Linked DNA regions of Homo sapiens: region 1 is linked to region 2. The links are chromatin loops, found by intact Hi-C in ENCODE. Cell type or tissue: A673. All regions are shown on one strand. Each heading gives the region's core, and the rest is flanking DNA. Links, peaks and the distances in the headings are about the cores only. Region 1 has its middle 90 kb from the start of PDGFD. Region 2 overlaps LINC02552 (long intergenic non-protein coding RNA 2552).

Region 1 (5,392 bases), core at 250-5,249, 330 kb before region 2:
ACTGAAAATGATGATTTCCAATTTCATCCATGTCCCTACAAAGGACACGAACTCATCATTTTTTATGGCTGCATAGTATTCCATGGTGTATATGTGCCACATTTTCTTAATCCAGTCTATCATTGTTGGACATTTGGGTTGGTTCCAAGTCTTTGCTATTGTGAATAGTGCCACAATAAACATACGTGTGCATGTGTCTTTATAGCAGCATGATTTATAGTCCTTTGGGTATATACCCAGTAATGGGATGGCTGGGTCAAATGGTATTTCTAGTTCTAGATCCCTGAGGAATCGCCACACTGACTTCCACAATGGTTGAACTAGTTTACAGCCTCACCAATAGTGTAAAAGTGTTCCTATTTCTCCACATCCTCTCCAGCACCTGTTGTTTCCTGACTTTTTAATGATTGCCATTCTAACTGGTGTGAGATGATATCTCATTGTGGTTTTGATTTGCATTTCTCTGATGGCCAGCGATGGTGAGCATTTTTTCATGTGTTTTTTGGCTGCATAAATGTCTTCTTTTGAGAAGTGTATGTTCATGCCCTTCACCCACTTTTTGATGGGGTTGTTTGTTTTTTTCTTGTAAATTTGTTTGAGTTCATTGTAGATTCTGGATATTAGCCCTTTGTCAGATGAGTAGGTTGCGAAGATTTTCTCCCATTTTGTGGGTTGCCTGTTCACTCTGATGGTAGTTTCTTTTGCTGTGCAGAAGCTATTTAGTTGAATTAGATCCCATTTGTCAATTTTGGCTTTTGTTGCCATTGCTTTTGGTGTTTTAGACATGAAGTCCTTGCCCATGCCTATGTCCTGAATGGTAATGCCTAGGTTTTCTTCTAGGGTTTTTATGGTTTTAGGTCTAACGTTTAAGTCTTTAATCCATCTTGAATTGATTTTTGTATAAGGTGTAAGGAAGGGATCCAGTTTCAGCTTTCTACATATGGCTAGCCAGTTTTCCCAGCACCATTTATTAAATAGGGAATCCTTTCCGCATTGCTTGTTTTTCTCAGGTTTGTCAAAGATCAGATAGTTGTAGATATGCGGCGTTATTTCTGAGGGCTCTGTTCTGTTCCATTGATCTATATCTCTGTTTTGGTACCAGTACCATGCTGTTTTGGTTACTGTAGCCTTGTAGTATAGTTTGAAGTCAGGTAGTGTGATGCCTCCAGCTTTGTTCTTTTGGCTTAGGATTGACTTGGCGATGCGGGCTTGCACCCGATCTCGTTTGATCTCGGAAGCTAAGCAGGGTTGGGCCTGGTTAGTACTTGGATGGGAAACTTCGACTTTTTCATCACACTTACCATAATCTGTCAGCATACAGCTCCATTAGGGCAGGTGCCATAAATTAATATGAGTTATAAAATAAATGAATGAACACATATAGTGACTTATAATTGTAGTCTGTGAGTACACATATACTCTCATCCCCTAAAAGAGGCAAACGACACATTACTGATATTTATTGAGAGCCTTCTCTGGGTTCAAGACAGTTGTAGGGATATACAGACTAAAAAGTATTTTATCTTTTATGTTCTGATTTTGAATGCATGGGTGAGACAAAATAAATTGTAGCAAGCAATATAAAATTGCATAATTTAAGTACTGTAATTTTAGTTTGAGAATTCAGAGAAAGAGAGAGAAATCAATGAGAGCTGGTCCTCACTGAGAGCTTGATGGGATTCTAGGCATCTTCAGTACCTTAAAGCATGAGTGTATTTTTGTCTTCTTGTATTTGAGTACTCAGAAATTTGAAGAGAATTGGGACTGTCACTCTATTTTAAGAAATAGTCTTATTTAATAGGCCAAGGTCCTTTACATGTATGTGTAAAGTAAATCTCAGAGATAGTTTAAGATACACAATCCACTACTACCATGTGCCTTGCTGAAGTAATTTGAAACCCATGTGGTTTAGTTTTGTGATGGTGCTGTCTTCACAGATGATACAAATGATAAGTTTTGATGCTGTCAGTCTATGTCCAGGCTTTACAATGGAAACTATGGTTACTACCTGGTCCCTGCATTTGCAAAGGAGTGCTTAGCATTTGGTATACGACTAACAGCAAGTTCTAGATTTTAGCTCCTTTTAACCTTCTAGTCAAACTAAGCCTTTGATAACCCATTTTACTGAAATAACCAATGCCTACATTATCAATTTTAAATTATGAAAAAATACTTAGAGCAATAAGTTCAATGGCAGCTTTTGACCAATAACACATAAACTTTCTTTTACCTATGTTGGAAATAATTTCTGTCTCAATAAAAAACAATATCAAAGTATCTTGCCAGAATTATTCAATACTAGGTAGAGGTTTTTGGAACCAGTTATTTCTTGCAAATGTATTATTTAAAATGTGTATATTTTTATATTCATGCTAAGTTAGAGTAGCCTCCAACTGAACCAAACTGACTTAAAATCAATTAATTATTCACTGCGAGCTATAATGTTTTAAAAAAGTCACAGATGCAAATTAGACAATTTGGTTCATGATAAACTAAGATACTTCACTTGCTGAAAAACCTATTTCTTCATATAATTCTATGGATTTTGTATTTGATGTGCTTCCACATTTTTAACACTGCTTTGCCATGCCTTTGTGGACTGCGATGTTGTTTTCTCTCATTCAGAGACCTGAAAAACTAATTAACTCATTTGAACTGGATGACTAAAGTGCAAAAGTAATCTGTCACAACTAAAAACATAAATTCAATGTTTTTTCCCATCACAGTCTAGTGCACTTTTTTCTGTAATGCAGTATAATCAAAAGATTATGAACTTTGAGGTCAGACCAGAGAGCAAATCCTGACTGTCACATATTTCCTATATGACCATCAAGTGACTTCACTTCTCTGAGTTTCAATTGCATTGTCTATACAACAACAAAGAGTTAAAAAAGAATAAGACCTATTATGAAGGCTATATTGAGATTGTAAGAGCTTGGAACATATGAGGCACTCTTCCTGGAATGTTTCCCAGCCCCTCTCTTCTTCAAAATCAACTCCAGGATTATCTAACCACAATGATATAATGCAAAGGGTTTTCGGACTGGGAGCAGTTTTTGTCCCTGCTCTGTCACTAACTCAGTCTTTAATCTCAAGCAAGTACATAAGTACATTCGGAATTTCAGTTGCTTAGTGCATCAGTAACAGCCCAGGCCTCTCAGCTCCATAGTCACCCTTCATTGTCCGGCTTCACCAATAGAGGGCGCTGGAAGGACACTGGAGGAGAGAGGGGCTCTTCCTGGTTTGGGGTGTGCTCATTACTAGCTGACTCCCGGAGGGCAGGCTGGCACCTTCCAGTGGAAGACTTCTCAGACCCGGGAGGATAGATTCCAGCGAGGTCCACCACGCAGCACCTCCACAGAAGTCCCTGTCATCCAAGGCCTACACCTACATCCTTTCCAACAATGTCTGGGCTCTTCCAGATTGGCGACTTCATTGAACACTCTGCTTTGGTCCTCGAGGTGCGACTGCTCCCTTTATTTCTTGCTTTCCTGTTCTTCAGAGTTCTGAATGCTATTCCCCCCACCCCAGTAGGTAATTCACTTATATTGTAAATATTTCTTTATATTAAACATTGTTTAACTTCTATCTCTTGGTTAATACTCTTAGGAAATAATTAGGTTACATGGAATCATCAATAAGTTTTTAAAAAGTAATTTTAATCTCTGATATTCAATGAGATTTAATAGAATATGCTCTTGGCTGTTCTTGGAGAAGTGTGCCTCATGGATGTATCCTTAGGCATAAGTTATTTTGTTGTGTTGCCAGGGAGTAATGTGAGAAGTAATTAGTTACATCCCCAAGAGCACTTACTATGGTAGGGATGCTACACTATAGATAAAAAAAATATATCATTGGACCCAACATGCAGAGAACAATCCAAAAGGTGATACACCAATGTGTAATCTGTGCAAACAATAATCCAAATGTAAATGAACAGCAGGTTATTTGATCATTGCATGCAGAATCCAATTAAGAGTGAGGTATGGTATAAAGACCCAAAAACGAACGGAATGAGGTAAGAAGTAGAGATATATGGATTAGAATCAAAGATGGTTTTGCTTGAGAATCAGACCAGTTGACTTAGACCAATAGTTCTCAAACAATGATAGTTGTAATTATCATCTGAGGAATATCTGCATTAACAAATGTGTCCAAATTTTAACCCAGACTGACTGAACCATCATATCTGGGGTTGGGAATTAGCCTATGAATTTTCAGAAACTCTCTACATATTTCTGACGTATTATTTCCTCCTCATCCCCACGAGTTAATTAATAAATAAAAAACTGTTCATGGAGAACATATTATGTGCAAGAGACAGTGCTAGGTACTGAGCAGTATAACAAGCTCATAAAAAAGACTTTGTGCTCAAGGAGTTTGTTGTCTATTGGAAAAGCAAGAAAAGTAGACTTTTAAGTAATACACAACTCCTTCAAGTATGTGTCAGCCATTATGCTAAGCATTTTATTTACATATCTCCTTTAGTCTTGAAAATCCAGTAAGGTAGGTAAAATTACTAAAATTACTTATAGATAAGGAAACTGAAGCTCAGAGGTTAGGTGATATTTTTTCCTCTTAAAGAGACATACAAAGCATTATTAGAGTATAAATGAGGAAGAAAGAAAGTTCTTTATGAACAAGGGGCCACTGAGGCTTGAACACTAATATTTTTGAGTTCTCAAATTTTGTCTTCTAAGGAATGGAAAAATTATTTGAAACTGTGATTCTTGTTTATTTCTCTCTTTTTAACTAATTGAAGATTTTATTTTACTTAATTAGTATTCTGGAACTCTTCTTGATTTTTTTCTTTTCCTTAAATATAGACACAGACCAAAGATTAAAAACCTATACGGAGTTTTGGCGGCATTGCAGATAATTTAAATGGCTAAAGGAGGTTGGGTGTAAACCAGAGTGAGCGGGAGATGGGAATGGGATAGGACTCTGTGTAGAAAGTGTAGTCTTGGTTGAACAATATTCATATTTAAATATATTTTAAAATGAATTTTAAATGGGACAAGGAGACTATACAAACTATCTAGTAGCATATCCCAAGTTCTCAAGCCTGTCTAACTGCAAAGGGATGTTTACAGAGCTTCATTTAAGGTATCTGCTTTCCAACATTGAAATCAATTTTTGTTTTCACTTTAAATTCCGGTGGGTTTCTATTGTATTGCATGCTTCTGTGATAGACTCTGCAGTAGGGAGAGGGAGTGAGATGTAGCATTGGGGTGGGATGGAATCAGAACTGTATGAAGATCCATGAAACCTGAATTTGATCTGGGTGCTCCACTTTACGGAGGATTTTCTCATCTCAACTTATTCACACAACCACTAGGTGGGGAAGAAGATATTAAAACACAGTTCTTCATGACTCCACTCCTATATCCTT
Region 2 (5,392 bases), core at 236-5,235:
CCACCATGCCTGGCTAATTTTTTGGATTTTTTTAGTAGAGATGGAGTTTTACCATTTACCATGTTGGCCAATCTGGTCTCAAACTCTTGGCCTCATGTGATTCATTCACCTCGGCCTCCCAAAGTGTTGGGATTACAGGCATGATCCACCACACCTGGCCTATCTTCATTTTATGGATAAGAACAAGAAGAACCAAAGAATTTTAAGTAACACATAATGGCTCATTACATTACTCTGCAATGAAAAAGCTAGCTCCATAACCTCTGACCCCAAGATGAGTGATCTTTCTAGTACATGCTATCATCTCACTATTAGTTATGATGCTTATAAAAATCATTTATTGAGCCAAATCCCTTTATTTTATACCTATGATAAAACTCACATAAAATCCATGGTCATTTTCATTACACTAGGCCACCAGGTAATATGGATTTAAGTTTGATTGTGAAATATAAAAAAAGTTGCTTTCTAGATATTTGAAGAATGATAAGGGCAAGATGGAAGCATGTTTGTTGTATTATAAGTCAAGAATCCAATTTAATTGAAGTCTCTGAGATGAAAATAGACCCCTTACTACTATTTACTTGCAGCCTTTTCTTAAATTGCCTTCTTATGTGTGGAAGCCAATTTCAGCCTCTTTCTCAGTCATTTTAAGAGTACATACAGGAATATGGAATAACAATGCTATGCAGTTGAATTGCATTTTACAAGTTTTAAGTAGTTTGATCTGATAGAAGTCTGTCAAGTTGGGGGACCAGATTTTATAAATCTAATTTTAGAGATTAAAAACTGGAATTAAGGAAGGAAATAGCCCAAGTACACAAACATCCTGAGCAAACAGATTTGAGGTTAGGACTGTTTTCATGACAGTCTGGTCTGCATTTCTTCTATTCTACTGTCTCACTCTGCCCCAATGCTGCCAGTAAAGACCATCATAATGCTCCTGACAGGTGGCATATTGTGATAGCAGCATGGCAACAACAGCATTTTCTTCAGTTCTGTTTCAGAAAGCACATACTGTCTGCATACTTTTAGAAGGCTTTCCTCCATTCTTCATTGGACATTGCACCATCAAGCAATGAAAATTTCTTACGATAAAAACCCAAATTCTAATTCTAAGGTAATAAACAAAATAAATGCTTTCCAGGAGATAAATGTTCAGAAAAGAGAAACTGGTACTTTAAGGGACTGAGTGCTGTTTTGTGCCACTACTAAGATTTAACTCTTACCCTGTATCACCATTGGAATGTTCTAATTAGTATCGTGGAAAATGCCGTCATAACAGTTATCCCAATTTAGGACCAGGAGACAGAACACGTACCTTGAAGCAAAAATATGCAAGTTGGGAAAAATGCTGACACTGGCTATGTCTGCGCTCAAGAATAGTTTAACTGTTACTGAGTAAATTGCATGTATGAGTTGACAAGAAGTGATTTCAGTCACTTTTCTATGAGACAGATAATATGGGAAACAAAACAATTTTGTATCCTTAAAGGAAGAGATTTCATAAGAAAAGAAGGAAATTATAAGCTGTAAAGGAGAGCTCAAATTATATGTAACAACATGCTAATGAAAATGAATAGACATTGTGTTTCCAAAGAATGTTCAGAGACAAATGACATCTTCAAATTAAATTTGGATACTAAAAAGGGATGCTTGTTGAATTGCATGTTATATAAGTGTCAATTGTGTGTTAGATCATAAGCAAAATATTACTTAAAACAAGACAATTGGCTTGGATGTGTGATCATCTCTAAAACTCTGAAAGCTCAATGAATGTGACACATTGTATAACTAGGCAAGTGTTTCCTAATAATAATCATAGGCAGGTATCTGACTTTATACCCTTTTTTATCTGAAATATTTTACATATGCATGAACATTTATCCACATATTTAAAATTAAAGAGATAAAATGCTGTTAATAGTCATACTGGTTATCTGAATTTTTAAAAACAATACTAATTTTAAAAAAGAAACATCTGGCTTAGAAAATGACTATATTCAGCACTAGAAAAATTCTTGTAATCACGTTGTAGAAATTTTAAATTCTACTTCGGACATTTTAAATGTTGTACTTCAACGACATTTCACTGCCCAAGTAACTGTGTGTTCATGTTTCTTGGCTGGATATTCATGGTCTTCCATAACTTTACCCCAACCTATCTTCTTATCTAATTTCCCCTAAGTTTCCATCTCATATTCCCTGTTTTCTATTCATAATGAATTTTTCTTTTCCAAGTTTTTATTCATGCTTTCCCCACTGCCTAAATGCCTTGTCCCTATTCTGGGTGCCTACACTTGATCCTTCCTTTAATTCTCAATTCAAATGCTACCTCCTTCTTAAATTATTTTCTACTTCCAAGTAAGCATGGGTCACCCATTTAACCCTAATTACAGACATCTGCAGGAGGCTGCAGTAACAATAGCCTTCTGTGAACATATTTCCGTGTCTTACTGTGAAACAGAATAGGCAATGACTCTAGGAATTGGTGACTTACAAAGGAAGACATTTTGTTGTTGAATGAACATATTTTATCAGGCTGAAAACAACTATTCTGAAAGTGATTCTGTTTACTGGTAATTTTTTACATCTCAAGTAGCTCCGAGGTAAAAGTTTAAAGAGACAGTTTCTACATTTATATGTACAGCAGTTCATTTTAGAGAGATGCAGGTTGACATTACATTTGTATTAGATATATTTGTTTTGTTAATGATGACTAAATCCTTAGTTTTTTTTTTTCTGTAAAATATTTAAGTGTCTTGTGGTTGCCATGTCAAAGACCTGTATCAGATTTCAACATCTCAAAAATCTGATGATCCACAGAACATATTGTTCAGCTATATGAGACATCCATTCTAATTGTTTTTTTTTTGAAATCCATAGACTAACAATAAACTTTAAAACATAACTTCATTAAAATTAAAGGAAATATTTGATGTTTTCTTGGTTTGAGGATCCTAGGCATATATTCATTTATTCAACAAATACTGGTTGAACATTTTCTCTTTTCCTTAATATTGTGGAAACTCAGGGAGAATCTACTTTACTTGAAGAAATATCCATTTAAGATGATATATTTTTAAATAGGTATCTGACATTACCTCATGTAAGGTGATTTATAATCTTGTTAACACAAATAAAATTCTCCAAGCCTTGTGCTAATACTTGACCCAAAATAGTTTATTTTATCTCCTACTGAAACTTGCTTACCCACAAAATAAGGAGTGAAAGAAAATATTGCAGTTATCATTTTTTTCAATGAGCTTTTAGTGAGTACTTGCTAAATACTTATAATTACTTATAATAAATATTTTAATAATAATTACTTCTATGTTTTAGGACTGTTGTCCTCTGAGATACAAAGAAAAGTTATATAAAGGTCTATCCTCAAAAGCTTACAGTCTAGTGGAGAAAAATATTATCTAAAGTCAATATAATCCTTTACTGATTTTATATATATATATATTCTACATATATTACTTATTTGTTAGTAGTACTATTTTTTAGATAAGAAAATTGAGTTTTAAGAGTCAAGTTACTAGTCCAAAGTTATAGATTAATGCAATGGCAAAACCTATCTTTATACTGAAGTCTTATGACTATGAGTCAGAGGGACTACCTATTACAGATTTGACCTTCCATTAACGGGTAGTGAAAGCCCTAAGGAAATTAAAGTCTATCCTCTCTGATTCTTGAGTTTGGAAACTATTACAGCAACAATGACATCTTTATATTTGATAAGCAATTACTGTTTTCAAGGGTTCTCTTTATCTTTTCAATTTGATCGATTGCATGTTTCTTAGCTTTTCAGGTTGGAAAAAAGAATCAATGTGGTGCTCCTCTAAAAACTCTGTAAAACTGCAAGGCACTAGGTGCAAGCCCAGAATCAATTACAAAAGGGAGCCCAAAATCAGACAGGTACCTGGGAGATATTACTAATGAATGTATATTATCTTTTGTTATCTGAAATGGCTATGCCTAAGTGTTAACCAAACTTTCTGGTAGGTACAGATTTCAGTTTATTTTAATAGGTCTAAGTCCACTCAATCTTCCAGCACCAAAATTCCCATTGATTTTTCAAGGGCAATAACTAATGGTTCCAGTAAGAATGTTAAAGAAAATGCTTGTTTTGGAAACTTATGACTGATAGACAAGTAAAACTAATTCGAAGAAGACAAACTTTCCATACTATACCACAAAATATATATTAGAAATAAACTTGAGTCAATAGGGCTAACTAGCCTAAATTTAGAGAGTGACAGATTTCAGCTCACAAGAAGAAATTTTTCTACCAACTGTAACCCACCATGAATAGAACAAGCTGACTCTGAAGTAGTGAGGTTCTCATGTCTAGATGTTCCAATAAAAGCTATGTGAAAATGTTTTAGTTTCAGAGAGGGTCCATATGTATGGTAGGATATTGAAATAGATGATCTTGAATTTTCCTTCCATCCCACTTTTCTAACACGATTCCTAGTTTGACTCTTGGCTCTTTCCCCTTCCTTAAATAAACTGGTGATTTTGAGAAGTGGGCATATGGAGCACGCAAAAGAAAGATAAAAAGAAAGAAAAAGATAGAGGGAGAAGGAAGAAGGAAAGAGAGCAGTTGAGGAAGAAAGTAGGAAGGTTGTATGAGGAGAGACAGAAAATTAGGAAAGGGGATACATAGTAGGTAGTCTAGGAAGTCTAGCTTTTCTATAGGAGAAATGTGCCAGTACACAAGACTAACATCCGCTAAATGGGTCATAGATGTGTGTAAACAGCATACAAACATCCAGGCCAGACAGATTTCCATGAAGTTAGGGTATAAGATAGGTCTTCCATGATGCTGTTACAGGTAGTTAGGCATGAGCAGGGCAGGAGAGGGCTGTCCCCCACCCACTAGAAATGTCTGGCAATGATTCGGCAATTACTGCATTGCCCCTCTAAAAGTGATAAATTGGCAGCCGGCTCCAGGCAGAGGCGATTTCCTGATGTTCCACATCTGTTTAACATTAAAGTGTTAACTAAATGCAGATCCCAGGGAGAAAGCAACTCCCTGGGTATGCACATTAAGAAACAAAAATGGCGAAGTACAATCTTACGGGTACACTCCAACAGAAAAAGGAAAAAAGCCTCAGATGGGCATGTGTACAACTTCCTAAACACACTGAGCGTGCTCACTTCCCAAGGGTAAGGAGGGGTCTGCGCATGCGGCGGCACACCCTACGGGAAGAATCATAGGAAAGAGGGGAGCTCATAAAGTCATAGGATCAAGCCCTTTCTTGTTGCTGTCTTTTCTCCCTTGGAACTTCAGGTTCCTGCTTGGTCTCTTCCAAGCAAATTTTCCTTTCTTTCCTTTTCTAAAGCCTTTTTAAATAAACTTCCACTCTTGCTCTGAAACTTGCCT

The links. Peaks named below come from ENCODE experiments on the same cell type or tissue, not always from the same donor. Only the 100,000 strongest peaks of a DNase experiment are listed, where the experiment ranks them.
Region 1: a loop joins it to region 2, with 2.2 times the contacts of the local background. A loop is called at or near these places in 2 of 110 quality-filtered maps.

What each region holds. Positions count from the first base shown.
Region 1 is chr11:104,251,372-104,256,763 of GRCh38, forward strand. It overlaps the pseudogene RNA5SP348. Among named protein-coding and RNA genes, the nearest start is that of PDGFD, 90 kb to the left of the region's middle. In A673, for the core only: a CTCF peak has its summit at 3,194 (motif pointing right); a DNase peak (open chromatin) is centred at 3,200.
Region 2 is chr11:104,579,015-104,584,406 of GRCh38, forward strand. The region is part of intron 1 of LINC02552 (long intergenic non-protein coding RNA 2552); the gene reads right to left. Among named protein-coding and RNA genes, the nearest start is that of LINC02552, 28 kb to the right of the region's middle. In A673, for the core only: no CTCF peak of the experiment used is centred there; DNase peaks (open chromatin) are centred at 2,427 and 5,007.